Linked DNA regions of Mus musculus: region 1 is linked to region 2. A link is a loop called in an ENCODE intact Hi-C map of the cell type or tissue named here. Cell type or tissue: left cerebral cortex. All regions are shown on one strand. Each heading gives the region's core, and the rest is flanking DNA. Links, peaks and the distances in the headings are about the cores only. Region 1 has its middle 25 kb from the start of Kcnk16. Region 2 has its middle 9.2 kb from the start of Gm41104.

What was found. A loop is a pair of places that touch in the nucleus more often than their neighbours do. Peaks named below come from ENCODE experiments on the same cell type or tissue, not always from the same donor. Only the 100,000 strongest peaks of a DNase experiment are listed, where the experiment ranks them.
Region 1: a loop joins it to region 2, with 2.9 times the contacts of the local background. A loop is called at or near these places in 26 of 42 quality-filtered maps.

The regions. Positions count from the first base shown.
Region 1 is chr14:20,236,606-20,252,166 of GRCm38, forward strand. It overlaps the pseudogene Gm2048. Among named protein-coding and RNA genes, the nearest start is that of Kcnk16, 25 kb to the right of the region's middle. In left cerebral cortex, for the core only: no CTCF peak of the experiment used is centred there; a DNase peak (open chromatin) is centred at 6,845.
Region 2 is chr14:20,112,967-20,128,527 of GRCm38, forward strand. No RefSeq gene overlaps it. Among named protein-coding and RNA genes, the nearest start is that of Gm41104, 9.2 kb to the right of the region's middle. In left cerebral cortex, for the core only: no CTCF peak of the experiment used is centred there; a DNase peak (open chromatin) is centred at 7,293.

The DNA.
Region 1 (15,561 bases), core at 2,485-10,484, 120 kb after region 2:
AGGAGGGGGCCAGCAAATGGTTAGTGAGGCCAGGCTCAAGTCCTTCCACAGTGTACTCACATGCACAGGGTTCTGTCCGGGAAAGGAGATGGCTAACAGAGAGACATGAGACATTGCTATCACAGTCCCCATTATTTAGGACACTGCCACCAGGGTTGTCCCTTTCTTTAGGGGGCAGCAGAAGCAACTGGAGGCCCTGTGGGTTAGGGTCTAGAACCAGAAGAAGGTGGTAGCATGCAGTGGAGAGTCTGGCATTCTGTGCTGCTGTTGTTGTTTTGTTTCTTGCTTTGTTTTTGTTTTTTGTTTGTTTTTTTGTTTATTTGTTTTGAGACAGTATTTCTCTGTGTATTCCCTGACTGTCACAGAACTTGCTCTGTAGATCAGGCTAGCATCAAACTCAGAAATCCACCTGCTTCTGCCTCCTGAGTGCTGGAATTAAAGATGTTCACCTCCAGTGCCCAGCAAGTCTGACATTCTGTATGCTCACGCTTCTGTAAATATTTGCTGAGTTCAGTTGAGTGGAAATCCACCTGTTAAGCAGGTAATCACTAACATGGAGCAACAGTGCCTTGAAGGAAGGTTGGGATATGTGGAGGCATTGAGAGGGTCCTCCTCTGAGGTACCTGGGACCTGTATCATAAGGGAGGGGCATTGAGAGCTGGAGCTGGGACCTCCAGACTGCTAAGTACAAAGACAAGGCTTGTCTATGGTGGCACGGAAGTCCTTACAGGACAATAACTCAGGGGGACAGGCAGGATGGGACAGAGATGGAAAAGATGGCTGGCTGTGGAGGTGGGCCACTGGCAGCCTTGAGGAACCCAGAAGCTATCTTTTAGGCTTTGCTCATGTGTTAAAAGCAGTGAGAAATCACTGAGGTGGTTGGCAGAGGCATGAAAGATCCAGTCTGATGTTTTCCATGTGTGCATGTGCACACACATGTGCATGTGTGTTTATAGGACAACCTTAGCTGTCCTTCAGGAGCTGGACACTTTTGTGTGTGTAAGAAAGATGTCTCTCACTGGCCTAGAACTTGACATGTGGGCTAGACAGTCTGGCAGCAAGCCCTGGGGATCCACCTCCTCTGCACTGGGCTTCCAAACACAGGCCACTGCAAACAACATTCACATACATGCTAGAGACTGAACTCAGGTCCTCTGCCTACACAGTAAGCCCTTTATCTCCTCAGACCTCCACAGCATACCCCACCCCCAGCTCCTCGGAGGAGAAAGGACATAAGGACAGTAATGGGCATCAGGTATTTTTGAGGTGGAGAAAGTGGGTTTTGGGCTAGTTGGTGGCAGTAGGACAGGGAAGAAATCACAGTTAGACTCCCGTCAGTAGGGACTAGTAATAAATTATCCAGGACGAAAGCAGAGAGAAAGAGGTCAGCATATGTCCAAGGAGGCTACTGCATGCCAGGGACTGAGAAGACAGAGGCAGGTTGTACATTCAGGCTTCTAGAAAGTTCTGAGGACAGTCCTGAGATCTAATCCATGAACCACACAGTAAATCATTGTAAGGACACAGCCCAGTGGCTTTTAGTCTATTCATGGACAAGTGTGACATCTCCATAGTCTATTCTAGAACATCCTCATCACTTCCAGTACACCAGCTCCTTAAGCTATTGCCTCCTTCTAACCATTCCAAACAACTGAACTCCTTTCTGAGTGTATGTAGGTGTCTCTGTGGTGTGTGTGTGCACGCGCATGTGAGTGTGCATATGAATATCCATATATATGAATATATGTAGATATATGGATGTATATGGATTCATTCTATAAATTCTGACAATACAGTGTGGGTGGATACATGCCTATGCATACTCGTACGTGTGAACAACCCCAAGTGTCATTATTCAGGAGTTGTCCTTATTGCCTGTGTCCTTTTTAAAGATTTTTTAAAATATTCATGGTTTTGAGTGCGTGTGCATGTGTGTGCATGTGTGTGTGTGTGTGTGTGTGTGTGTGTGTGTGGTTTACCATGTATGTGCAGTGACAGAATAGGCCAGAAGAGGGCATTGGATTGCTTGGGACTGAACTTACAGCCAGCTGTGAGGTGTCCTGTTTGTGTTGTGAGCAGAACCTAGACCCTCTGCAAGAGGAGCCAGTGCTTTAACCACTAAGCCTTCTCTCCAGCTCCCTCTTTGGGTTTTGAGGCAGGATCCACACTGGCTGGCCCGGGAGCCTCGGGGAGCTTCCTGTCTCCTCTTCCTCAGCACTGTGATTACAAACAGGTGCTGCCACCACATGTGGGTTCTGGGGATCGAACTTAGTTCTTCACATTTTCACAAGGAGCACCCACCCACTGAGCACTGTCCCCGGCCCAACTTGTCTACTGCCTATCTTTGTATGTCCCACTCTGCATTTCCACAGGGGCAGGACCTCAGTCCGACACTTGATACCTGACCTTTTTGTGGAGCATTTGATTATGACCCTATCACATCATAGCACCGGTCTGTGTACATCCATTCCCTTTCCAGACAAGGTCTCATAGGATGACTTTGAACTTCTGATACCCCGGCCTTCACCTCTTGAGTGTGAATGTTACAGGCATGGACCCCCATGCCTGGCTTATGTGATATTGGGGATGAAACCCAGGGCTTCACACGTGCTAGGCACATAGTACATCAACCCTGTTTTTAGCCCTTAAATGGAGCAGTTTGGTCAACCATGTGCACAGTAATTGCTGGTGCCAGGACAGAGGCCTGGGCTAGGTCTGCTGATGTTTCTGAACACCATAGTAGAAACTTCTAGTATTTTTTCAAGCCTTCCACTTTTTAGTCTTTTATAACTGGTTACTTTGTCAAGTAACTGTAAGACTACATTTCCCAGTTTCTCTTGCAATGAAACAGTCCAGTGTGATTTTGTTCTATCACTGAAATATAAGCATCTAAAGGGGGATGTGGAATGCGATAATACTCTTCTTCTTCTTCTTCTTCTTCTTCTTCTTCTTCTTCTTCTTCTTCTTCTTCTTCTTCTTCCTCTTCCTCTTCCTCTTCCTCTTCCTCTTCCTCTTCCTCTTCCTCTTCCTCCTCCTCCTCCTCCTCCTCCTCCTCCTCCTCCTCCTCCTCTTCTTCTTCTTCTTCTTCTTCTTCTTCTTCTTCTTCTCTTTTCCTTCTCCTTCTCCTCCTCCTCCTCCTCCTCCTCCTCCTCCTCCTCCTCCTCCTCCTCTTACTGAATACAGACAAAATGGCTGGAGCTCAAGCAGCCATCACGAGCCATGACAGAAGACCAGCAGTCTTGGTGGTGGTGGTGGTGGTGGTGGGGACTCAGGGAAAAACAGCATCAGAAATGAAAAGTGTCTCTCACATCAGATTTAGCTGGCTGCCGGAACATTGGCAGATAATGACCAAAGCTGAGCAGAAAGGTACCTGGGTGACATGTCTGATTCCAGAATTGGAGTTCCAGTCTCCTCAGCCCCACACAGAAGCCCCAGTACCTGTCTTTGGAGACATTTTATCTGTAATTGTCAGGATTCTTGGGAGTTTACCAAATCCCCAAGGCTAAGTGTGAGCACTGAGTCAGAAGCCTGGAACCTACAATCTACAAGCATCCCAGAGAAACAGGCCACCATCAACCTGAGCATCTCCAGGAAGTCAGGGAAATGGTCCAGCCCTCCCCAAGCTCAGAACAATGTCCGCCAAGATATCCCATGTGAAAGTAATTAGATTTCTCTAGTTATGGCCATAAGTTTCACAGAGAAGACATGCTCTCATGGAAGGAAGAGGGGGATAAAAGTGAGGGAGGAAAGAGGGAGAAAGGGAGAGAAAGAAAGAGGAGAGAGGAGGGAGGAAGAGAAGAAGAAAAGAAAAGGGATTCACCTAAAATGTTCTCACACCTGTGTCCAAAAAGGTGAGGGGAGTTAATCCCAGCACTCAAAAGGCAGAGGCTGGGGGATTTCTGTGTCTTTGAGGCAAGACTCTCTGTGTACAGCAAGTTCCAGGCCAGCCAAGGGCTACATAGTGATATTTTTGTCTCAGAAAACAAACAAAAGCCAAAAGAAGAAAGACAGAGACTGGTTCGTTTATTGGTTGATTTCATATTCTCCAGGCCTTCCTTCTCATGCTGTCCCTGACTCCACCTCATCTATGGCGCCTTTGGCCATGGAGCCATTGGCTAAGTGCTATGGTCCCCAGCACCTCCCAGGGTCCAGTCTGCCCAGTGAGCTTGGTTAGGCCATTCAGAGTGGGTTGTCAATGTAAGACCACAGCTGGCTTGATCATTTTAATGTACAAGGTTTGCCTCCTGATCCAAGATCACTGTTGCAATATCAACCATACCATCCCTGTCCTAACAAGGTTGGAAGAACAAAAGTCCAAAAAGGAATGGGCTCTCCCTTTAAAGACGATTTTCAGAGGCTGTTCACATGCCTGAATAAACTGGTAAAACACTGGTTCTTTTTTTCCTTTTCACACAGCATGGGCGCTGTCTCTGGGACCAAACACCTGCCGGAAACAAACTAAGGAAGGAGTAAGGGTTTGTCTGCGCTCAGGGTTTCGGTGGGATCAGACCTGGGTCCCTCAGCTCATGTATGCTCTTAGGAAGAGCATCATGGCAGCTGGGAGAGTGGCAGGGAGGCTAATCACTTCTTGGCAGGCAGGAAGCAGAGAGGGAAATACAGGGAGGGACCAGGGCAAGACTATGTCTCCAGTGACCTCTTTCCTCTAAGAAGGCCCTGCCCCTGCCAATAACACCATATGACCTCACCAAGGGACGAGCTTTTCATCATTCTGGAGCCCTTGGGATTGTTTCTAGAAATACCCACAATCACCCAAGGGTGTGTTTGATTCACACACACCCCCCCCCAAGTTATTTCTTTCTAAAATGATTTATTTTTTACTCTATGCATAAGTTGGTGTCTGTGTGGCTATGTATCCATGAATGTCATGCCTTCAGAATCCAGAAGAGGGTGTCAGGTCTCCCGGAAGCTGTAGTTACAAGCAGTTGTGAACCATCCAACATGAGTGGTAGGAACAGAACTCAGGTCCTCTTAACCACTGAGCATCTTTCAGCCCAATAGGTATTTTCTTCTTCTTCTTCTTCTTCTTCTTCTTCTTCTTCTTCTTCTTCTTCTTCTTCTTCTTCTTCTTCTTCTTCTTCTTCTTCTTCTTCTTCTAAAATTATTATATGTAAGTACACTGTAGCTGTCCTCAGACACAGCAGAAGAGGGCGTCAGATCTTGTTACGAATGGTTGTGAGCCACCATGTGGTTGCTGGGATTTGAACTCAGGACCTTCGGAAGAGCAGTCGGTGCTCTTAACCACTGAGCTATCTCACCAGCCCAACACTAGGTATTTCTTAATCCAATAAGGTTGACTGTTAAAATGGACCATTACAGATAGTGATGAAATTTATAATTGGACAGCTTTTTCTGTTTGCCTTCTTTCTTTGAAATAGGCTCTCACCTAGCCCAGGCTACCTTCAAACTGTAGTGCAGCCAAGGCTAGTCTTGGAGACTGATCCTCCTACTTCAACCTGCTGATTACAGATATTACAAGTATGTGCCATCATGCCTCATTTTTTTTTAGATGACAAACCAATATTCTCCTCCTCTAAACTTTTTTTTCTTGAATATTTTCTTTATTTACATTTCAAATGTTTTCCCCTTTCCAGGTCTCCCCCTCAGAAATCCCCTACCCCATTCCCCCTGCCCCTGCCTCTATGAGGGTGCTCCTCCACCCACCCACTCCCATCCTCCCACCCTGGCATTCCTCTACACTGAGGCATTGAACACCTTCAGGCCCGAAGGCCTCTCCTCCTGTTGATGTCCAACAAGGCCATCTTCTGCCACATATGTGGCCATGGGGGGCGGTGCGCGTGTATGCGTGCCTGGTCAGGAAGAGGAAAGGCAAAGCCAGAGGCTACCGTTCTCCTCCTGGGCCCTGCTCTGAAATGAGCTCACACACCATGCTTGTGGTTCCCTGGGAAAATAACACAATCCCACGAGCAGTCAAAACAACAATATTTGTGCAGTGCGGTATTAGCTGCTGGCCTCCTCCCTCTAGGCTAGCTGGATGTACCTGGCCCCGGGCTGGCTCCGCACCCGCCCCAAGACCTTCTTCCTTCAACGCTCTGGCTCCTGGCCTAAAAGCTCAGCCCTGAGAAGCCTCCCTCACCTCTGCTCTGGGTGGGACCCAGCATTCCCCTGACCTCTGTAACCTCTAGGACAAGAGAAGCTCCGGCTCTCCCTCATTGTTAGCTGGAGGATAGAGATTTTTATGTTTATTTTTCAGTTTTTGCCATGTTGGAGTTGGAAGCCAGTGCCTTGTGTTTACCGGGCAAGTTTTCAACCTCTGGGTCAAACGCCCAGCCCTCCCTTCCTCCCTCCCTCCCTCCCTCCCTCTCTTCTTCCTTCCATTCCTCTCTTCTATTCCTTCCTTTTGTCTTTGTAGTTTTGAAACAGGGTCTCAGGGTAGCCCAGGCTGGCCTCCAACTCACGGAGTTACCAAGGCTGACCTCGAAATCCTGAGTCTCCTATCTCCAGATTCCCAGAGCTGGGCGCTCAGGCATGCACCACCCCACCTGGCTTATAACAAGTTTCCTCATGATGAATTCCTTCTTGTCACCTTTTCTCCTGCCTCAGGCTCTTTTCCTCCCTCCCCTCTTTCTTCCCTTCTCATTTCCTCCCTCCCTACTTTCTGCTCCTCCTGCTCATTCCTTCCCCTCACCCCAAGTCTTTTCCTTGTTTGTGCCTCTTCACTCTTCATCACCCCTCACTCTGAGTCTCAGGTTTCCCAGACAGTGCTCTTCTTCTCAGCTGCCTTGAGGCCCCTCCCACACCTAGGCAGGCATCATGTCTCATCTCACACCTCCCGCACCCTGTATGAGTGATGAGGCCGATGGAGGCTGATGCTGGCAGGGCCCACCATGCACCCACCATTCTCATGTGTACTTTGCAGACCTCTAGGCCACAGAGCTGGGAGTCAGTGCCCCCGCCCTCCCTGAGAAGATCTGTTCCTTGTTCCTTGAAGGCTGCTGCCTCAGGAGACATGCTTTCCCCAGCCTTTCAAAAATGTCCTCTGTAGTTGACTTGGCTGCTTGCAGGAGCCAGCTGCTTGCCACTGTTGTGTGTCTTTTTAAGTCTTCTTTAATTCTGTCTTTCCCCAGATAAGCTGCTTGGGGCTAGACCCTTCTGTTCTCAGCTACTGGGGAGTTCAAACAGAGGAGACAGGTGTTATAGAACGTTCTTGGTGCTGGATCTAGCACTTCCATGAACTAGGAGCCTCTGTGTCCCCTTCCGTGCCCATTTGGGATGAAATACTTGCTCCCTGTGAGGACCTGTGGACAGACCTGCTCCTTGCATGGGGCAGTGGGGTGGGGGAAGACCAGGACATTTGTTCCACTGTTCCCAGGACTAAGGGGACCCTTGGGTGTGGTGCTTTTCCAGAATGATTCCGGGAATCCTGGGATGATTGGTCACCTCAAGGACAGGTGGCTGGCCCAGAGGCACAGAGATCTGAATGATACGATACTGCAAGAGAACCCAGGTAGGATTGGGAGGCACAATTTAGCAAATTTTCTCCTGCTCCAAAGGTCTTGGAGTGGTTTCCTGCTAGGAGGCAGGAGGATCACCCTCTGAACTTCTAGGCCTTTCCATGAAACCAGAAGTTATAAGACTAGACATTTCAGGAAACCTTTTCCTTCCCTCTTGTCACTGTCGTCAACAGGTCAGATGCAAGCATGGGTGACTTATTTTGTGGGTGCCTTGTAGCAAACAGAGCTTCTATCATCTTGCTGACTGGAGTGGCTCTGGGGTCAGGTTAACTGAGTGTCACTCTCCTCGGATTTAGTTCCTGCTTGAGTCCCTGTTCCTGCTGCTGCAGTAGCCTGATGCTCTCTGCTCTCTGGGTAACGGACCTGGCATGACCTTGCAGGGAGCAGCTGGTCCTTTCCCCAGCTGCATAATGCAAAGGTAATGCCCAGTGTGTGTGTGTGTGTGTGTGTGTGTGTGTGTGTGTGTGTGTGAGCTCCGAGGATGGTGCAGCTTCTAGCAATGGCAAGAGTGGACCATCTAAGCTGAGGCCAGAAGGATAAAAGAAGACCCAGCTCTACCCAGGCATCACACTAGGGGAAGGACCACCTAGATAGACACTATGTCCTTAAGCCGGGTGAGCAGGCCCTGTTCAAAGCACAGTCTTCAGGGAGGGGATGAATGGCTATATGGATCTCCTCTTGTCTGCAGGGAGATAGATTCTGAGACCTCAGTGGGTACTTAAGTTTACAGACAGAGCCCTGAACATGAGCTTCTGGTATCTGCCACAGTCTGTTCAATAACCATTGCCAGTGAACGAATGACCAACTATAGAGCAGCTATAGAGCAGATACACCTGTCAAAGAAAGAACTGTACGAATGTGTCAGAGGGTGGTATGGGGAGAAGTCAGAACACAGGAGTCTTCATCAGTGGTTCTCAACCCTCAGGGGCCAAATGACTTTCACAGGGGTTGTATATTAGATACACTGAATATCAGATATTTACATTATGATTCATAACAGTAGCAAAATTACAGTTATGAAGTAACCACAAAAATAAATTTTTATTATTAAAAAATTATTAATTGACTGGGCTATGAAGGCTATGAGGAACGGTATCAAAAGGTCTTAGTATTAGGAAAGTGAGAAGCACAAATCTTCATGCTATGTCCAGTTTTGGGGGTAGAACAGGGACAGGTTCCACTTTGGTTGGACATCAGCACCAGACCCCAGGTAAGGTATAGGGATTAGACTGGGGCTTTCTCTGTAGCTCCAAGAAAGGTTTTACTCAGACAGAACTTTGTCCAGCCAAGGGTGAAGGAAGGCAGGGGACAAGTGCAGGGAGAGAGGCTGGAGCAGTGTGGCTGGGTGGGAAGCAGTCCTGTGGGTGGCCTGATGAGGGTGGAGGTCATCAGGTCTACTTCAGGACAACGAGCTCCTGGCCTGCAGCCCAGGGTGGGGATCTGGTGAGATAAGGCCCTGGGGCCTTGGGATGGGAGTCTCACAAAGTTGGCTCAGTCTTAGGAGTTCACAAGCTTCTGTGGAGTCGATCAAATACTTCAGAGGCTGGTTCCTAGCATTGCTTTCTCCAGGCTGAAGATCCTGAGAAGGCAACTGAGGGGCAGGGGGGCTCAGGGGACTGAGGCCCAATGAACTTAAGGCCTGGTGAACATGGGTAGGTCTTCTTTCTTTCAGAGAGAGGCAGGGGCGGGGGCAATTGGTTGATGTTAATTGGCTGGGTAAGGTGGGGAGCTCCTTGGGGTGAGGAGATAGATATAAAGGCAAAGATTTCAGAGCCACTTCCTCTCTCATAGGTGACACTGTGTAGGACAAGAAGGACACCTCTCTGGACTACCTGAAAGGACTGTTTTGTGTTTACTGTTGCCCTCTGAACATGCTAGGCAAGCACTCTGCAGCCAAGCTACAACCCCAGTCCTCTTCTCACTTTTAATTTTAGGACAGGCTCTTCTTGCCAAGTTGCCTAAGCTGCCCTTGAACTCAGGCCCAGTCTGGCTTTGAACTTGGAGTCACTCTGCTTCAGCCTCCTAAGTAGCTTACAGATCTGCGCCCCCACGCCTGACTTGGCTAGAATTGATTGATTGACTATTCGTGTTTGGGAGCAGTGCTGATGTCCTGTGGAATGCATGTGGAAGTCAGAAGACAATTCACGGGAGCCGGGTCTCTCCTTCCAGCACGCGGGACCTGGGGGCTGGGCTGAGGTCATCCGGCTCGTGGCAAGTGACTCTACCCACTGAACCATCCTGCTGACTTAAAAAAAAAAAAAAAAAGACAGTGTCTTACTATGTATCTCTCTGGCTGGCCTGAATATGTAGAGCAGGCTGGCCTCAGATTCGTGGAGATCTGCCTATCTCTGTCTCCCAAATGTTGGGATTAAAGTTGTGTGTCACTATACCCAGTAACACCTTCATGATGGCCTTAGCAACTATTGTCCCTCCAAGACAATTTCAGAGACTAAACCAGTGCTCCCGACCATACGGGCATTTTTATCCTAATACTTGGGAGATAGAGACAGGAAAATTAGGAATCCAGAATCAGCCTTAACTATACAGTCTGTTCAAGGCCAGCCTGGATCCCACGAGACCTGATTTCAAAAACTTAAAACCAAACCCGAGCAAGACAAGATGTAAATAATGATAAAGGTATCTTAGAGGGAAGCATCCCCGTGCTTGGATCATGCCGGAAGCCATGTAGTCAGGACAGTAAGTGCTGGAGGGACAGAAGAGCAAGCTCTGGCTGCAGGAAGCATCTTGGAGCAGCTGTGGCTGGTCCCTGGGGGCACATCTGCACACTTGGCCCACGGTTCTTAGACTCTGCCTGGACGCTCCCCCATGAGTCACGGATGTCCAGAGCCCCTCATCCCGGCCAGCATGGGATAGTGTCAGCAGGGAGCTCCTGGGGGCAGAGCTCAGATCAACCCTGGCCTTCAAAGAGGTCAGCAGAGGCGCCACGTCAGCTGGGGCCTGCAGAGCGGTGCTTCCTCCTGCCTTGGTCCACCGACCTGGCTGCGAAGGCATGCGTGCTCACAGGGGCTGACGCATTGCTTAGAGTTCTTTGCAAAACTTAGTCATCAATCCTGGGAGATCTTATCTGTGTTGCAGAGGGAAATTGGTGATCACTCCCAAGTTTGCCTGGGGCAACAGAGCCTGACAGGGCAGAATTGAGGCTCCTACCCAGGAAGGTGGGCTGCACACCTAGCCCCAGTGGCCTGCTTCGGAGCATCCTTTCTGTCTGTGGGCAGTGGGTGGCCACATCTGAGCCTGCCAGGAAGGCAGAATGATGGTCCTGCAGGCAGCAAGTCAGACTCAGCCTCTCTGCTTAGCCTCTCCTGACTTTCCTGCCTCCCTCTGCCTCCCTCTACGCACCCTCCCCAGTGGTGGTTTCTTCCTTCCTTCCTTCCTTCCTTCCTTACTTCCATCCTTCCTTCCTTCCTTCCTTCCTTCCTTCCTTCCTTTTCTTCTTCTTCTTCTTCTTCTTCTTCTTCTTCTTCTTCTTCTTCTTCTTCTTCTTCTTCTTCTTCTTCTTCTTCTTCTTCTTCTCTCTCTCTCTCTCTCTCTCTCTCTCTCTCTCTTTCTCTCTCTCTCTCTCTCTCTTTGGTTTTTGAGACAGGCTAGCCTCAAACTCACAGTGTAGCTGAGGATAACCTGGAATTGTTGATCCTTCTGCCTTCAACTTCCCCAATGCTGGGAATACAGACATGGCCTACTGTGCTGGCTACTTAGGCAGATTTGGAGGGCTGAACATCAACAATTCTTCCCATTGGTGCACAAGTGTAAGAATCTGGCCAATCATCAGCCTTCTCTTGGACACCCTTCCTATTAAGTTGTCTCCTGCTGGAAGCAAGCACTTCTGAGCACCAGGGTCCTGGTGGGAGAGGAGAAAGGGCTCTTCCAAGGGCACCTGGCTGGGGGGACAAAGTAACAGAGGCCAATTAGAGACTCTCCTGAGCATTGAATTGCCAGATCCTATTTGTGGAGAGCACACCTCTGCCTCATCCTTGCTTCCTCTATTCAGACCCAAGGTTTCTGGAAGAGGGCCTGAGACTTTACTCTGGTCTGGCCTTGGCCCACCTCGGAGTGGATCAGATGGCGCAAACAGGGTGGTGTAACAGCCTTTTGGGCTTTCTTGGTCAAAAGGCTGCCGCTGACCCAGTTCCAAGAGGCCCTAGGTCTGAGGGGTTGGTACACAGAGGGTAGAATCCCTATCACAGCAATGGAGGGAGCAGAGTCACAGGAGCCCACTAGGGCCAAGAACCCCACTGGCTCAGGTAAACCCAGGATACTGCCTGGGCCTGGGGAGCCTGCATGTGCATGGTTGGACTGCAGAGACCCACTCTGTGCTGCTGTGGTCACAAGGCCAGAGGAGAGGCAGGGAAACTGGAGACACGGGGAGAACACAGTGTAGATAGTTGGGCTGTTTAAACTGAGCCTTCAAGGCAAAGGACAGAGGGGAGGCAGGGACAGGTCATCAGTCTGCCCATGCTTCTCTGTGGCTTAAGGATCCAGTAGCTATCCAGGTTCTTGCCATACCTGTTTACTGGATCGGCCCTGGGAATCATCAAAAGCCCTGTGGATTCCCCTGTAGTGTCTGAGGGTAGAGGGTTTAGGAACCTCCCATCCTCTCTGTCAACCCCTCCACCAATCCTGGGCAAGCTCTCCCAGGGTAGGCATTGCCTCTCTCTGTAGTCTGTTTCTGGATATGTATGTAAAATTGTGAATTTAGATTTTACTGTGCCATAGACACCCAAACACAGTTTCAAATATGACATTTATTGCTTTTACATGAGTCAAGTCAAACAGTGCTCAGATCCTGTCTGCTACAATGACAGCGAGGTGACCAGGACTCCAACCTTCTTTTGTTACTGTGCAACCAATTTCAGTCACCATGGTCTCTACCTCATGCAATATGGCTGCTAGAGTTTGAGACAGCACATCAACACTGCAGAAGGCAAGAATAAAGAAGTAAGAGGGGGTGTTCTTTATGTCCAAAGTCACATCCCATAAGTTACATAGGAGGCAATCTATGGATGGACTTGAATTATCTATCATCTACCTGAACCTAGCTGGAAAGAAGGATGGGAATTATTGCTTAAAATCAGAAGTCTGGGAAGGAAGACCCACCACGGCTGTGGAGTACAGCTAGTTGTCCTTGTCACAGTTCATAACCTGAGCAGAAGTTTGAAGATGCTGACCTCTCAAAGCAGCAGCTTACAAACAGAATTCCATGTTTCCCTTCTTGGCCTGGCCTCCGGGTTCAGGCCTTCAAGTTCCTCTTGGAGCAGTGTGAGCAAGCGTCCATGTCCTCCACCTCCAGTATCTCCAGCTGGAACAGGATCAGCCTGAAGATCAGAGCCAGCCAGGCCATCCCGAAGAGGATCCACAGGGACACAATACTATTGTACCACAGAGGATACGCTCAAGGAGGATCCCTGCCTGGGAAAAGGTGAGGCCAAAGGAGGATGACCTGTGGTTAGTCAGACAGAAACTGAGATCCCTGAGTGGTTTGACAGCATGTATGACTGTGCACCGTGTGTGTGCCTGGTGCTCTTGTGGTCAGAAGAGGGTGTCAGATCACCTAGAACCTGTGAGCTGTGAGCCACCAGGTAGGTGCAGGGAACTAAACTTAGGTCCTCCACAAGAGCAGCAAGTGATCTTAACCACTGAGCCGTTTCTCCAACCCATTTGATTATTTTTGAGACATGGTCTAACCTAGCCCAGGCTATCCTCAAACTCGCTATGTAGCTGAAGATGACGTTGACCTGATCCCCCCCCCCCCCTCACCTCTGCCTCCTGAATGCTGGGATTTTAGGTGTGTGCCACCACACCCAGTCATAAGATGCTGGGGATCAAGCCCAGAGCCTGAGGCGTGCTACGGGGACACTCTACCCACTTAGCTCTATATGTTTTGTTTTGGCTGAAATGGGGCGGATAGTAGCAGCCAGGAAGTTTGGGAAGAGCCATGGAGCTGCTAAAGTGTCCTGCCTCTGTCCCTAGCAACAACGACTGCCATCTGAGAATGCTGTACTCGTGACAAAGGAGAGGGCATCTCCCCTTTTGGATTTAGAAACCACCTTACATCCCGGCTTCTGGGCTCTATTGTTCTCTTTTTCTCTCTGGATTCTGGCACCCATGGTTCCCTCCGCTCCCACAGCTCCTCATTTCCAGTCGCTCTGGGCCTGTGATTATTCCTATCATCCTTGCACGTCGACTCAGACATCCTTCTCAGAGGACAGCCTGCCACACGCTGTGTCTTCTTCCTTGTGACAAAAGAACCCTTTCCACATGACTGTCTCTGGGATCATATATGCTAAAAACCACTGAGTGCTACACACTCCCACGGTCTGGAGCTGCTCATCAAGTGCTTACCCATGATGCCCAGATGTACTGCATCAGCAATGGCCCAGAAAAGAAACAGAAGGGGTTGCCCTGAGACTTAGCTGATTCCTGTGATAGTCCCGCTCTGTAACATTGTTTCCTTTTTCTCTATATGCTTCTGGGAGCCTGACCCGTCTCCTTCATCAAATTGGGATCCTTTGCGAGGTAAGGATCTGCCTTTTAGGTCCCCACAGCCTTTCCCGTCGTGACGATCCTCCATTCCCTTCCTGTCCTGCTGGTCCTGCATCAGACCTGGCCAGTGGCCCTGGCCCTGGCTGGCAGCCTGGTTTAAACTGCTAGGGTTATGTGGCTAGCTGGTTCCTCTGCGGTACCAAATGTGATCCGCAGAACCAGTGCTGAACCCAGGCAGCAGCTCCAGCTCCAGCTCCAGCTCCTGGCTTGATTTCATTTTTTGGCAGAAGGGTTGGCAGCTGGCAGGCACTCCACTGAGCAGCTAAAGCAATTGCAGACCGTGGGTGGAACTGGTGGCTGGGGTCTAGGGTGACCCTGGCTATTGGCTTCAGACAGGGACAATGATACTCCATGACTGTGTGTGTGAATGGTGTGGTGTGGTGTGTGTGTGTGTGTGTGTGTGTGTGTGTGTGTGTGTGTGTGTGTGTAGGGGATCAGCTTTCCCACCCAAGAAAGAGGTTAGTCCATTTCTAAAAAAAACAAGAGAGCTGAGGTTTGAGAAAGAGGTGTGGAAATTTCTAGAACACTTATGATTTGGGGATCCACCCTAGATTTGCCCTGACTTGCCTGTGGGGCCTTACTCTGCCACTCTCCAGGCCTCAGTTTCTCCATGTATATAGTGAAGCAAGCAGCACAGGGCTCTCTGTAGCGTCCTCTGCAGCAATGATGGGCAGCCAAAGAGAACCATGGTGGGCCTCGCTGCTTTCCCAGCAGCCCCTCTGGCATCCAGGACTTCGGACTAGGCTCAGGGCAGGGAGCTATAGTGCAAGAGACTGAGCAGTTTGCCCCACTTTCCTCAGAGTGGCTTCCTGAGCAGAGGAACCCTGCTGTCCCTTCACTCATTCCTATGGTCACAAGTGATGGCACCATGTCTCTGCCCCTCCCTAGTGGGTGATGCCTCTTCCATCTCCAGAATGATGTCTATGGAATATTCTCTCTCTCTCTCTCTCTCTCTCTCTCTCTCTCTCTCTCTCTCCTTCCCTCCCTCCCTCCCTCGCTTTCTCTCTCTCTGTCTCTGTCACTCTCAGACAGGATCTCATGATGTAGACCAGACTGTCTCTGTCTTTGAACTCACAATCCTCTTCCTTCTACCTTCTTAAAAGATGCTGGGATGGCTGGGGTGAACCACATCTGGGTTTTATTGTAGAATTTGAAGTTGGTCCTAAGACTATGGGGAAACCCTGAAGACTTTCAAAGGTACTAAGCATGATATATGATCTTAAGCACCAAGAGGGACAGGAAAAGAGGGTGTGTTTAGCCCTGAGAGCTAAAGCTCGTCACGTTGTGAGGATGGGAACCATTTAAGGCTGTTCAGTGCCCAACCTGTACAGGCTTCTGCGGCAGTCCTGGCCTGACAGGAAATAGCAGTGGGAAACAAAAAGAGATGTGAGAACAGCCTCCAGGAGTGTCTCCTGAACTGGAAGGTTCCATGCTGCTGGCTGCAGCTCTCTTCAGACACGTGCTCCCACCATAAGGGTAGAGGTGAGCCCCTGACCCAGTTAGAAGA
Region 2 (15,561 bases), core at 2,579-10,578:
ATATATCTGTGTCTCTGTCTCTCTCTTGTGCACACACTCTTTCTCTCTCTCTCTCTCTCACACACACACACACACACACACACACACACACACACACCTCTTCAGGTTGTTGGCAAATAAAGACTTCATACATGAAGAATTTAGGCCTAGGACTTAAAAGAAGTCACGCATATCTCTTCTCTGATTTCCCAGGTTCTAGTGACCTGGTTCTTAGCCTTGTCAATTATGTATTGCTCTGGATACTGGTGAACGTGGACTGTCCTGAAGGACATGTGATCTGTGTACCCACAGCAAGGGCATCCATGGTAAAAATCCCCAGTGATTAACAGGAACCACTCCAGTGAGCCAGATGTGAACACTCAGGATGGAGATGGGGAGGACACGCTCAGCAGAAGGAATGGGTGGCTGCACATCATGGGAGGAAGCTTCGAGGCCTCGTGAGGGAGTGTGTACTCCCAGTGTGACCCTAAAGGATGTGTTACAAAGGCAAAGGAAATGCAGAGGGGGCACAGATAGGGAGGAACCTGACTTAAGGGCCCTTGTGTGCTGAACAAAACATTTGAACTTGGCTGTGTAGCCAGACAGAAGCCAGCAATGGTTCCAGGGAAGAAGAGTCCACCAAGAAAGATCCAGAAAGGGCAGGATGGGTTAGCAAGGATCTGTTAGGACCTGACAGGACCAGCCAAGGCCAGCAGGAACACCTACTCAGGAGAAGGGTGTTAGCGGTTAACATGCACTCTGCCCTGTTGATAAACAGGATGAGGTAGGCTGGGGTCACAGGGTCAGTGGGAGAATGAGCTAATGGAATCCAAGGGCTGCTGTGGTTCTCTCCACTCCACCATATCCTCTCACCCACTCTCCTTTCTCTGAATGTCTCCCTCAAACTTCTTAGCTCTGCTTTCCCCGGATGCAGCCTTTCAGCCCCACCCCAGTCTGTTCCCTTGGGTAAGGGTATTCCCACCAGGGTGCATACAACGGGAGCTCTGGGATTTCTCAGGGCAGCACACCTGGAAAGCTGGTAGGACAAGATGGAGAAGCTCAGAGAGGGTGTATGCAACATAGCCAGGACACACAGCTTATCAGAGGCCACAGTGTTCAAACCCTACTCTCTAGATCACAAGTGGATAACCAAGTCAGGGACAGAAATATCCCAAGTTCTCCAGTTCTGGCCCCAGCTATAGTACCAACCCAGGGAGGGGCAGGAACCTGTGCTTCGCAGAGGATGTGACCACAAGGGGGCAGTGGCGCCCCGTGATGATATACCGCTGCCTGGCTTGAGGTCTATTTAAGTGATCTTGGAGACTCAGCTTCAGGGAAAATTTCCTAGAGCTCCCAACCTCCAAGGTCCCTTCCCAGTCTCATAGGCGCCTCAGCCTTTGACACATGACTGACGCAATGTAGTCTTTCCTTAGTTTCCCGAACTAGGCTTGATTACTGGAGGAGTAGCCCATGGCCCTCAAATATCACATTTAGCACATTTAGCACAACTCAAAATCTCTGGTTCCCGCCCCTCCCTCCATTCACCTGGACCATGCTCTCTCTGTTCCCGGGCACTGCGAGCACGGAGAGCCTCCCATCCACCACTGTCCCATCCTGGGAGCTTAAAATCTAAAGCAGAAGAGAACAGGCCCTGTGAGGTTGCTCACTGGGCTCCAGGGAACATCAAGAACCTTCGAGAGGACAAACTGGGCACCAGTCCTCTCTCCTCTTTAGAGCACATCCCCACGCTCAGATGCTAGCAGTTTCTTCCTCTCCCCCTTTTCCTCTCCCCGCTCCACTTTTTCTCCCCGCTCCTGCCCTCCCCTTCCTTCTTTGAAAACGGTCTTTGCTCTATAGCCTAGAACTAACTGTGTAGACCAGGCTGCCCTTGAACTTTTAATGGCCGATCTGCTTCAGCTTCTCCACGTACTGGGGCTACAAGACTTCTTCACCTTGCCTGATTATTTTGAGCTATTTTAGGTTTCCTTTGAAGATAGCACACGGTGGATGACGCAGGGGAATCTTGAGCTCAAGGCCAACCTGGGCTACACAGAGAGGCATTGTCTTGGGAAAGACAAACCTCTTTGAAGAAAGAGCTCCGCTGCTTGGGAATGGGGGCAATCTTTGAACTACTCCTATCGTGGGTGAAAATCTGAGACCAATGTCGGAGATTTGCCTGGCTACACACTTCGGGGTTTCCTGAGCTCCCCACGTGACCCTCCTTGGGTGTGAGAAGTCAGTGAGAGATGAGTAGAAAAAAAAAACATGTAGCTGTTGAAAGCATAGCAGCAGAGAGGCTGGGGAGATGGCTCAGTTGGTAAAGCTATTATGTTTCATTTCTAAGGCTATGCACAAAATAGCTTAGCTCAGTGGTACAGGCTTGTAATCCCAACACTGGGAAGGTAAAGATGGCCTAGCCTAGTTGGTGCCCTCCTGGCTCCAAAACCAAGCAGAGTGAGCAGTTCCTGAGATTGTCCCTTACATCCCTAAAGGGAAAGATAACTGGGAAAGAATGGGCTGCTCCCTGAGGACTCGCAGAATTCAAGTTTATCCCTGGGCTCAACTTTACACTTCAGGGCAAAACATCGGGACTATTCCCCAGGCATTGGCAGGGATGCTGCAGAAAACATGGGAAAGAGGGCTCATCACACACCCGTGGAAGGGATGTACTCTGAGTGCTACGGCTTAAATAGGCCTCATTCCCAGGAGGGGCAGATCCTTAGAGAGCCCCAGTCTGTGGGAGACATGACCCGTCATTGGGGACCTCTGTTCAAAGGGCAGGGCAGACAGTTTGGGGCAAAGAAGATAGATGTCTTATTTCTGTGGGTCTCTGCAGGGTGCCCTGCTGTGTCCTTAACCTTGCCCTCTGCCTTTCTGTCTCAGTCTGTCTGTCTGTCTTGTCCTCCCAAGCATATGCACTGACAGAAATGGAAACATCTACACATCCACACCCAAAAGTCTCTCTTTTGTTTTTCCGTCCTTTCCCTTCCTAGGGATTACAAGTCAGACCTCACACACACCAAGCTGCCTCCCCAGATCCCTTTTCTTCATTTTCCATTTTGAAACAGGGTGTTGATCTTGGACCTTCAAACCCTCCTGTCCGGGCTTCCCAGGTGCTGGGATCACTGGTGGATGTCACCAGGCCTGGCTAAAAGAAAAGCATCTATGTGTCGATGATGCACTAATATCTTAGTCTTAATTAGTGCCAAAGGGCGCAGACTCCCAGTTCCAAGAACTCTGGAGAGCCTGACTTGGCAGTAAATCAGAGTCGGTAAAGCCTTGAACTCATATTGCTGAGGGTGAGGCTCCAGTCCTTAATTGAACTCAGGGGCTTTGAACTGAAGTGCACCCTCTCTGCCTCTGGGAGCTGGCAACCCTCAGGAACTGGTTCTGGTCTATAGTCTGGTCTGCAGAAAGAGGGATGGCGTGCAAGCTCCGCCTTGCAGTCATTTCCTCCCGGACTCACAGGCTCTGATTCTTGGCCTGGCTGCTAAGGAAAACAAGGCTAGAAGGGAGCATGCGTGTAGGCTGCAGACACTGGAGGGACCCGTGACGGTGACTTAGGAGAACCAGAGCTGACCAGCCGGATGTCTAACCACCCACAGGGAGGCTAGACTGAGAAGCAGGGAGCAGGGAGAGCTAGGTGTCATTCAGGAATTTGCAAATCGCCCTTGGCTGGCCCTCTGTGCAGGGGAGGTCAAGAGCCTGAGCATGGAGGCTGGAGAGATGGCTCAATGGTTAAGAGCACTGGCTGCTCTTCCAGAGTACAGGGGTTCAGTTCCCAGCAACAACATGGCAGCTCACAACTCTGGCTCCAGGGGATCTGACACTGTCATACAATGTGAAAGCAGGCAAAATCATGCATGTAAAATAAAGTTAAATTATATATATACACACATATACATATATATGCATATATACATATACATACATATATATATATATATATATATAGAGAGAGAGAGAGAGAGAGAGAGAGAGAGAGAGAGAGAGAGAGACTATGAGCATGAGGGGACCCCAAATGTGGTTCCGATCCCATTTCAAACTTTTAAACTTTTAAACATTTAAACTTGCATGAACCTAGTCACTTCCTGTCTCAGGAAAAGGGACACCAACTGTTGGTAACCATAGAAATCAGAGGCTGTGTTCTGGAATTTACCCTATGCAGTGAGACGTGAAGGAAAGAGACAACTCCAGGGTGCCAACTTCTTCCCTGCAGTCCAGGGAACCAAACACGTGTAACCATAGAAGTTCAGAGTGGCAGGAGCACTTGTCCCCAGTAAGTGACAGTTATCTTGTGCTTGCAGAGCTGCCTTGCCCTGACTGGCCAGCTTAGCTTGTGCCATGAGGACTTCTGGGCCACAGTTCTCCACTCTGTTGCAGGCGAGCCTGTCAAAGAAGAGAACTGGGTGCTGATGATAGTAGAGCCACCCCACCTTCCTGGGAAGTCAATGGTGTGGGTCTGGCTTTGCTTGGGAGACCTGCTTGCATTGTTCTCACCAGCCACGGACGTGGGGCCAAGTGATTAAGAGTCATACTGTAACTGTGGCGCAGGTAGCTCTGGCCTGTCCATTGGCTGGGAGCCTCTTGCCTTGGCTTTTCCCATGCCTGGATTACGGTTAGGCCAGACTTCCTGTGCAGGTCTGGCCAGTCCTAAGCCTGAGGGAACAAGAGGAAGTGTGTGAGCCCTGGGGCTACTCTACACATCTGAGGGGCCAGCCAGGTGCTTATTCAGTGAGGGAGACCTGGGAGAAAGGAAGAGAGAGGGATGAGGTTTCTGCTACCTTCTCCTTCTCCTTCTCCTTCTCCTTCTCCTTCTCCTTCTCCTTCTCCTTCTCCTTCTCCTTCTCCTTCTCCTTCTCCTCCTCCTCCTCCTCCTCCTCCTCCTCCTCCTCCTCCTCCTCCTTCTCCTTCTCCTTCTCCCCCTCTTCCTCCTCCTGCTCCTCCTTCTCCTTCTCCTCCTGCTCCTCCTGCTCCTCCTGCTCCTTCTCCTTCTCCTCCTCCTCCTCCTCCTCCTCCTGCTCCTCCTCCTCCTCCTCCTGCTCCTTCTCCTCCTCCTCCTCCCCCTCCTCCTCCTCCTCCCCCTCCTCCTCCTGCTCCTCCTCCTCCTCCTGCTCCTCCTCCTCCTCCTCCTTCTCCCCCTCTTCCTCCTCCTCCTCCTCCTCCTTCTCCTCCTCCTTCTTCTTCTTTTTCTCCTTCTCCCCCTCCTCCTCCTCCTCCTCCTCCTCCTCCCCCTCTTCCTCCTCCTTCTCCCCCTCTTCCTCCTCCTCCTCTTCCTCCTCCTCCTTCTCCTTCTAGAGCTAGATGACCACTCAGAGCACTGAAGAATTCTCAGGAGACACAAGGGCCTACGTTGACATCCACATCAAGGACCTATGATCACACACATACACACACACACACACTCACACACACACACAGCACCATACAACCAGAAGGACTCTGCTGTACAAAAGCCTAAAGCCTACATTCATTTTTCTGTAGTCTGGGAGCAGACATTTCTGATATAATCTTTGTATGTGTATTAAATATACATTTATATATAGTAAATAATATACTGTATATGGTAAATGCAAAGTCTCAGTCTCTCCTTATATATTATATATTATACAATATATATGTGATATATATAATATTTTATAATAGAGAGACTGAGATTTTATATTTTAAAGTTAATTAACCTGGAAAAGCACTTACTTAAAACATGGCTCTGATCCAAAAGTGTTCTAGCTGCCACTGTCACCAGATGGAGAGCTAGCCTGGGGAGGAAGAGTGGTCCTGGGGAGAGGTGCCCTGGATTCAGTTGCCAGGGTGTGGTGTGGAATGTCAGTTGGACAGGTGAGACCTGGGTCTCAGATAGTGTCCTGGGAGGCTGAAGGAACAAAACACCGTTTCCCTAAACTAAGGGCCAGGCTCTGGAGCCCCAGCTAGGGACCAAGCTCAGAAAGGTTGTGGATAGAATGTTCTAGATAAAGACAATCCGAGGCCCTTGCTGGCCACTGGAAAGTTTGGTTTAGTGGATGCATTAGTTGCTTTTCTCATTGCTGTAAACAAATACCTGACAAGAAAGGAGGAAGGGTCTTATTTTGGCTTATGGTTTGTGGGAATACAGTCTATCATGGAGGGGAAGACATGGTGGCAGAAGGCTCTGTGATGGCGGGAGTGTAGAATAGGGCTTCTCATCTCCTCACATCTTGGTGGACTGTGAACATTCTCAGAGAGGTGTAAATGAGACAGCCCTGAACATGGGCAGGACCATCCTCCTGCCTAGGCTCCCAGACTAAATAAAAAGGAGAGAGTGAGCTGGGTACTCACATTCATCTCTCTGCTCTCTCACCATGGATGCTGTGATCAGTTCCACATGCCTTCCAGCCATGATAGATGATTCTCCTTCAAACCACAAGCCAAAATAATTCTCTTCTATCCTTAGGTGACTTTTTTCAGGCATTTGTCATAGTAACAGGAAAAGCAACTGGTACGTACTGGTACATAGAGGTTTAGGAGGAGAGCACCTCATTTAACTCTCATGTGAAAGTCTGAGCTGTTGGGTGGTTGCAAGACAACTCAGTGGAGGAGCCAGGGACCTTCTAATTTGTGCTGATGTCATAACACAAAGCTTCTGTTTCCTACAGTCCAAGCTCTTGCCATCACACTTGTACCCTTTCTCTCTAAAGACATAATCCATAAGGTGTACATGTCACTACCATTCCTATCCCATTGGCCAAAATGGCCTCATGTGGTCATACCTAGCTGCAAGAGAGCCTGGGAAATGTAACTTAAAATTCAATTATTATTATTATTATTATTATTATTATCTAAGAAAAGGAGCTTGAGGGGTTGGGTACACATAGCTCAATGGTAGAGTGCTGGCTTAGCATGTGTAACGCCTTGCCTTCCACCCCCAGTACTGAAGCAAAAGGGGGGAATCTTGGCTACTTGGGGAGCAAAAGGTAGTTTCTGCCACATGGGGTGACTCAAGGTCTGAAAGTAGAGTTGGAGCCGGGTCTCTCCATAGTCCCTTCCTTGGCCTTGGGCTGCTCTGGCTTCCTTCACCAACTTCATCAGAGCCAGGCGCTCCTGTCTACCCTAGTCCTGCTGACCTCAGGAAGTGGACTCGGCCTGTAGAGGTCTTGGTAATACAGGGTTGCAGTGATGGAAGACAAGCCTGGCACTGGCTTTCTCTCCTGCGCTCCATACTGAGTTCCGGAAGCTTCCTGGCTAAGGACTGAAGCGTGTTCCCACTCACACTGTTGGAGTTCTCTCCTTCTGCGGCTCCTCTGTTCCCTCACAGTGGGAGAGGCAAGTGTAAGGTGGGTGGAGGGCCGGCTGTGTACTCATTCCCTGAACCAAGGCCAGTCAGGTGAACAGTTAACAGCAGTAGCTGAAGTGGCTTGGGAACTCTTTCCCACCGGATAGTCTGATCTTGCAAAGGCCAAAACCAACAGCCGCCGATTGCGGAGGCTGTGGTCCGCCCACTGTCTGGGTTGCTACCCGAGGCTGCACGCAGTGGTTCCATTCGGAGCCTCTGTTCTCCACTCTGGTTATCTCTGAGGATTAGGGATGTGGGTGAACCAGGGGTTACAGGAGAGCAACATTTCTCAATCTGCTCGCTATTGACACTTGGGGCTGGGGACTCTCTCTTATAAGGGACTGTTCTGGGCCCTCTTCCTACCACATGACAGTAGTGCCTACTCTAGCCCCAAGGCAGCAGATATCATCACGGGAGGGACTCACGGGAATCCATACCTGGGGTCCGGGGACACAGTATCATGTACTCAGCCCCCGATGATTGTACAGCCATTGGGAGAATCGATGAGCTAGCACTGGCTAGCCTGGGCAACAGAGGCCATCTCAGAATTCTAGTGTTGGGGACAAAATCAAGACTCTGGAATGCCCACTCCTTTAGCAGCTAAGTAACAACAGTAGCTTTGAAAGAGTCAGTCCTAAAATAGACATTAGCATGCCAGGTCCCACCCCACCCCACCCCCATCCCGGGCTTCTCCCAACTCTCCTGGTGCGGCACTTTGCTGGGTAGAAAGGAATGAGTGTGGGGCCTCCACAACATCTCTCCAAGCTTCCTGCCTGCTACAGAGGCCAGCTGTTACTGAAGAGGAAGTGGCTGTTTTCTCCTGAGACCCTTCGAGACCACAAGCCACGCCCACCAGGCAAAATTGAAATTGTAGGGGGTGTAGAATTTCATAGCTGTGATGCACACCTCAGAGAAACATGTTTTTAATTTTCTGTTTTTAATGAGGTGCTGGGGATAGAGCCCAAAGCGTTGCACAAGCTAGGGTATCCCTCTACATTGAGCTACTTCCCCAACCTAAAAGTGTACCCCCTCTCTCTCCCTTTTTCGCTAAAAGCAATATTTTATTAGGGGCTAGAGAGATGGCTCAGCAGTGAAGAGCACTTATTTCTCTTGAAGAGAACCCAGGTTCAGTTCCCAACACTCACATGGCACACACAACCACCTATTAACTCCAGTTCTAGGGCATCCAGTGCCCTCTTCTGGCCTCTGAAGGCACTGGGCACACAAGTGGATATATGCAAGCAAAACACCTATACACATAAAATAAAACTTCAGAAGAAATGTTAAACTTTATTTCTGTGTGATTAATAGATAAAGCAAAGAAACAATAGCAAGGTTACAATAGATTTAATAAAGACCAAGGTACCTGCCCAACCAAATGAGGCCAGGTAAGATCCTGCAGACACCGCTAGGGGATGTTGAATAGAGGAAGGGTGTTAAAGATATTAGTTATGAATTTTTACAGGTGTGGCAACAATCGTATCGTTATGTAGTAGGGTGTCCTTAGTGTTAGGATCTGCAAACTGAAGGATTTGGGGGGGAGGTGCAGGGGGACTTTCAGGGTGTACTTACACCTGGATGCATTGGAACACTCTGTGATTTTGAGGTCAGACTGGTCTCCCCAGTCCTTTACGGTTAATTTAATCTGTTTCCATTTATCTCATACAGCAACTAATTTTTTTTTAATGTGCATTGGTGTTTTGCCTATTGGTGCATATATCTGCAAGAGGGTGTTGGATCCCCTGAAACTGTGAACTGCCATATGGGAGCTGGGGATTTAATCTGGCTGAGCTACAAGTGCTCTTAACTACAGAGCCATCTCTCCAGCTCCCCAGAATTTTTTTTAAAGATTTATTTATTTCATTTATGTGATTATACTGTTGCTGTCTTCAGACACACCAGAAGAGGGCATTGGATCCCATTACAGATGGTTGTGAACCATCATGTGGTTGCTGGAAATTGAACTCAGGACATCTGGAAGAGCAATCAGTGCTCTTAACCGATGAGCCATCTCTCCAGCCCCCCAGAATTTTTTAACTAAGGACCAGGGTGTGGCTGATTGGTAGCACTTTTGCCTAGAATGCAAGAAGTCCCAAACTCAACTTCCATCAAAACATAATACGACTTTGACAAAAGGAACTAAAACCATCCAGTGGAAAAAAAGATAGCATTTTCAACAAGTAGTGCTGGTTCAACTGGTGGTCGAAATGTAGAAGAATGCACATCAATGCATTCTTATCTCCCTATACAAAGCTCAAGTCCAAGTGAATCAAGGAACTCCACATAAAACCAGACACAATGAATCTAATAGAAGAGAAAGTGGGGAAAAGCTTCAAACACATGGGCACAGGGGAAATTTCCTGAACAGAACAGATTTATGCTCTAAGATCAAGAATCGACAAATGCGACCTCATAAAACTGCAAAGCTTCGGTAAGGCAAAGGACACTGTCAATAGGACAAAATGGCAGCCAACAGATTGGAAAAAGATCTTTACCAATCCTAAGTCTGATAGAGGGCTAATATCCAATATATTCAAAGAACTCAAGAAGTTAGACTTCAGAGAACCAAATAACCCTATAAAAAATAGGGAACAGAGCTAAACAGAAAATTCTCAACTGAGGAAACTCGAATGGCTGAGAAGCACCTAAAGAAATGTTCAACATCCTTAGTCGTCAGGGAAATGCAAATCAAAAAACGACCCTGAGATTCTACCTTACACCAGTCAGAATGGCTAAAATCAAAAACTCAGGTGACCGCAGATGCTGGTGAGGATGTAGAGAAAGAGGAACACTCCTCCATTGCTGGTGGGATTGCAAGCTGGTATAACACTTCTGGAAATCAGTTTGGTGGTTCCTCAGGAAATCGGACAAAGTACTACCTGAGGATCCAGCTATACCACTCCAGGACATATGCCCAGAAGATGCTCCAATGTGTAATAAGGACACATGCTCCACTATGTTCATAGCAGCCATATTTATAATAGCCAGAAGCTAGAAACAACCCAAATGTTCCTCAACAGAGGAATAGATATAGAAAATGTGGTACATTTACACAATGAAGTACTGTTCAGCTATTGAAAACAATGGCTTCATGAAATTTGCAGGCAAATGGATGGATCAAGAAAATATCTTCCTGAGTGAGGTAACTCAGTCACAAAAGACCACACATGGTATCTACTCACTGATAAGTGGAATACCCTCGATACAACTCACGGACCACATGAAGCTCAAGAGGAAGATCAAAGAGCGGATGCTTCACTCCTACTTAGAAGGGAGAACAAAAAAGAAATCAAGGGAAGTAGAGGGTGGACAGGACTTGGGAGGAAGAGAAGGGGAAGGGGAAAAAGAGGGGAAGAATCAGATATGGGAGGAGATGGAGGAGATGTACAGAGGGTCAGGAAAAAGAACAGAGGTGTGAAGCAATGGGGGATGGGGGACTGGGGTAACAACCAGAAAGTCCCGGATGGGGAAAAGCAAGAGCCTCCCAGGACCTCATGGGGATGACATTAATTGAAATACCTCACAAAGGGGAGGGAGAACCTGTCGAGACCATATCCAGAGATTAGGAATGGCCCCCAGGTTGAGGGATAGTGCCAACCACCCATCTCCAAAATTTTAACCCAGAATTGCTCCTGTCTAAAGGAAATACAGGAACAAAGAGTGGAACAGAGACTGAAGGAAAGGCCATCCAGAGACTGCCCTACATGGGGATCCATCCCACATGCAGACACCAAACCCAGACACTATTATGATGCCAAGAAGTACTTGCTGACAGGAGCCAGATACAGCTGTCTGCTGAGAGGCTCTGCCAGATCCTGACCAATACAGATGTGGATGCTCATAGCCAACCATAGGAATGAGCACAGGGACCCCAATGGAGGAGTTAGGGAAAGGACCGAAGGAGCTGAAGAGACCTTATCTGACATCAATGGGAGAGAAGGTCCTTGGTCCTATGAAGCCTTGATGCCCCAGTGTAGAGGAATGCTAGGGCAGTGAGGCAGGAGTGGGTGGGTGGCTAGGGGAGCACCCTCATAGAAGCTGAGTGAGGGGGAATGGGTTAGGGGGATTGCAAAGAGGAAACTGGGAAAGGGATAACACTTGAAATGTAAATAAATAAAATGTCCAGTTAAAAAAGTTTTATTTTAGACATTCAAATAAATAATTTGACAACTGGGAAAAAAAACATAATAGGAAGCTTGCATAAATGGCTCATATGTTTCCACAGAATAGGGCTGACCTAAATGGAGAGAAAAGGACATTCATTAAGTGTGCCACTTTTTAAGAAAAAATTATGTGCATTTACGATTCCTTTAAATAAATTAGAAGAAAATGATAAAATGAAAATAAGGTCGTTTTTTTTTTCTTTTCAATTAGGAGGATTGAGAAACAAAATTTGAAACTGGAGGAACTATTTAAGTAGCCTGCTCAAAAAGCTGAGGCTTAATAAATGCAGAAAGGAGTGACAGGTGTAAGCTTCTGAATGGAAAATATGCTAATTAAAGCACAGCAAAGAAAGAAATTTGGAGGGGGCAGCACATTTGAAACCCAGGACTAACAGTGTCTCTGAACTTCACAACTACAACAGAAGCTGAAAAACAAAGGGAAAAGGTCTCAGAAATCTGAGAGAAAAAAGTTTCCAGGGCATTTAGATACTCAGCTAAACTAACACAAAGATTTAGGATAAAGAACTGGAGATATAGCTCAAAGGTTTAAGGGCCCTTACTGCTCTTTCAAAGGATTCAAGTTCAGTGTCCAGCACTTATACCACAAGCAACAGGGGCTATGACACACTTTTCTGGGCATCAATGTCACTTTGAACTCATACATAAACAGACCTAGACACACACACACACACACACACACACACACACACACACACACACACACACACAAAGTAAAATAAATCTTAGGGATAGAGAAATGGGTCAATATTTAAGAGAACTTAATTGACTTTCCGGAGGATTCAAGTTCATTCAATTCACAGCACCCATGTCAGGTGGCTCCAATCACCTGTAACTCCAACTGAAGCCTACATACAGGCACACACACACACACACAATGTAATTAAAAATTAATTTTACCTCCCTACATCATTGTTCAGAGAACTGTTTCAGAGAGTACCCCATCAAACTAGGAAGGAAGAAAGACAAGAAGCATTGGGTTCTGAAAACAGGCTATAATGGGAGAAAGAGACAAAGAGAATTCCCAGTTAATGGTGAAGGGATGTTCTAGGGCAGTTAGGTACAAAACAAACCCAGAGAGAAATATCCAGCTGAGAGCAGAAAGATCATAGAGGCTAGAAGAGATGTTTATATGGAAAAAATGAACGGGACTGATAGATAACCATTTTAAGAGCTTTACAACCAACTGCATCAGGACACGGGGAGTGAATGAGTGGTAGGAACATACAGATCCTAGCAAACAGAAAAGGCAGGGAGAAGAAAATGTCCTGGGAGAAGGGAGGAAGAGGGTGTAACTCCAGGTTTTTTGTAATATCCATATTAATAATAATATAAACACTGAATTAAGATCTACCCATAAATTAACATCTTACTATATCGGCTAAAGAATCCAAGGGTGTGTATATTAGGGATAGAATGGGGCTACCTCTTTGTGGTTTTGTATCTATTTTACTTCATTTGTATTTTTTATTACATTGTAACTTATTTTGTGTGCCAGTGTTTAGGGTGTGTGTGTGTGTGTGTGTGTGTGTCAGTTAGCAGCTTGTAAGGGTCAGCTTTCTCCTACTACTATGTAGGTCCTGCGAGTTGAATTGAATGAGTCTTAAGGCTTGCCAACTAGCACCTTTTCATCGCCGTCTCAACAGCCCCAACTCTGCTTTCTTTTGTTTAAATATTTTAATTGCTCTTTGAGAATTTCTCACAAAAAGTTTTGTTCATACTTAATCTCCCTCAGCCACGTCTTCCCAGATCCACCCCTTAACCTCTCCCCCAATTTCTGTCTTTTTGTTCCCATCAATGTCACTGTGTGCTACCCAAGCACACTCATATATGTGGCCACTAGAGCACAGTCGATTTACCAGGGGCTGCACTCTTAGAGAAAACTGACCTTTCCTTCGCTAGCAACTAGCCAATAGCTCCTTGTCTAAGGGTGGGGCTCATGACCAAATTCCCTTCTCCATGTTGGGGTTCTTGGGCTTGCACAGGTTTGTGCGTGCTGACACAGCCACTGTGCATTCTTATGGGCATCTGCATTGTTGTGTCTAGAAGACAGTTTTCTTGCAGTAACCCACCACCTCTGCCTCTTGTGCTTTCCTCCCCTTTTGCAATGATCTCTGAGTCTTTGGAGGAGGCAATGCATACAATGTTGCATTTAGGGCTGGACATTCTACACTCTTATTCTCTGCATCTTGGCCAGTTGTAGGTCACTGTGTTAGTCAACATCTACTGCAAATAGACACATCTCAGCTAAGTACTGAGTGAGAGATGCACTGATCTATTGCTATAATGATAGGTCATTAGGGATTGGCTTATATTCATTCAACAGAATAATAGTACCATGTTCTATGACCTGTCTAGTTACAGGTTGTCAGTACGAGAATGGCGTTGGGTATGAGTTTAATCTTGTGGAGTGGGCCTTAAATCTGATCCAAAAGTAGCTGCATAGTTTTTTTTTATGGTGGGAAATGAAGCCAGAGTATCACACATGCCAGGTAAGGTAAGCACTGAGCCACATGCCCAGCCCTCAGCATAGGAAGCGAACCTATACTAACTGAAGCACAATAAAAAAAGACAACTGCAGGAAGCTGGAGAGAAGGCGGCTGGGAAACTAAGAACACTTGATGCTCTTCCAGAGGGCCTGGTTTCTCCAAGCACCCACATCACAACTGCCTGTAACTCCACTCCCAGGGAGCCGGATGCCCTCTTCTGACCTCTGCAGGTACCTGCATGTACAAGGTGCCCATGCCTGCACGCAGACGCACACATACACACTAAATGAATACAGTTTTTAAAACGATTGTGGGAATTCTTTTTAAACAGGAGCTAGATGTTGCCTAGAAAAGTAAGGAGGGGCTAAAAAGAAAAAGCTAAACCTTGGAAATATAAAGGAAAGGGCCTCTGGGACTGGTGTTTGGAAAAGGTGAGGAAGGCGGCTGCTATTTCCCATTGTGTAGTAGAATTTGACTATCTGAAAATGTTTATAGCTATAGCTTTGCTAAAAATAAAAGTTGATCTAAAAGGATAAAAAGTCCAGACCATACAGGGCAAGACTGGGAATCAGCGGTTATTCCAGTTGCCGCCTGTCAGGGGCCTGCGTCAGCTCCTCCGGCGGCTAGAGGGAGCCTTGCTAGAGAAACTCCATCCGGTCTTACCTCGTGACTCATAGGCTCCCATTGTTCCATAGTCCTGCCACTCTCCCTCTGTGGGATGTGCGCATGCCCAGGTGGGGAGGGGGCAGCAGGAATTTTCTGGTACCCTTTGTTTGCGGTGCTGCTTCACAGCTGTCCCTAGAGGTACAAGCTTCCTTGCCAAGTGTCAAGCCTGGGGCACTGAGTGCCAAGAAGGAGCGAAAACAATCTTAAAATACCCCCTCCCGACCCGCGGTGGAAACTCAGGGTCACACAGTTGAGTGAGACCTTTGAGTTCAACTTGTCAACTTCTGCAATAGGTAAACACCTACTCTTAGTCTGAGCAACTTCAATGGCAGAAGATCAGTACTTACTGTCGTGGGTTGAGTGCAAACTGAATTTCAGTGCACCAAGTTTCTTTACCGTGATAGGTTTTTGGTATTCCCTGTAGGGCAAGACTTTTGGGTATGCTAGGTCCTCTTGTATGTGTGGCAAACACTTTACTGAGCCATCTCCCCATCCCTTCCTATCTGACTTTTTATGACCATGCTTTCTGCTCCCCTATAACAGTGGTCATTAAAACACTCCCCAGAGATTTCCAAGTACTGGTCAAAGCTCTCAAACCCAACCCCAAGGCTCTGCTCAGGCCATTGGTGACTATTGGCAAGGCAGTGAACATACCAGGAGGGGGCAAAGCACGGGCAAGGGGCCCCTCTTTCCCCCTTTGCCTGGAGGACATCTCAGCAGCCGTAGGCTATTAGGCTTCCCTTTGTCTGCACAGAACTCTAGGGTGTCTCCGCAGTTCTTGGAGTTCAACCTGAAGTGCAATAAAACAGCGGCACACCCAGTCTCTCACCCGTCACCACAGGCATCTGCTTCTTGGAGAACCAGAACTACAATGTAACACTTTCGATGGGTCCTTCAAAATGCATGATTCCATAGGCTGGCTATGGGAAAATCTTTA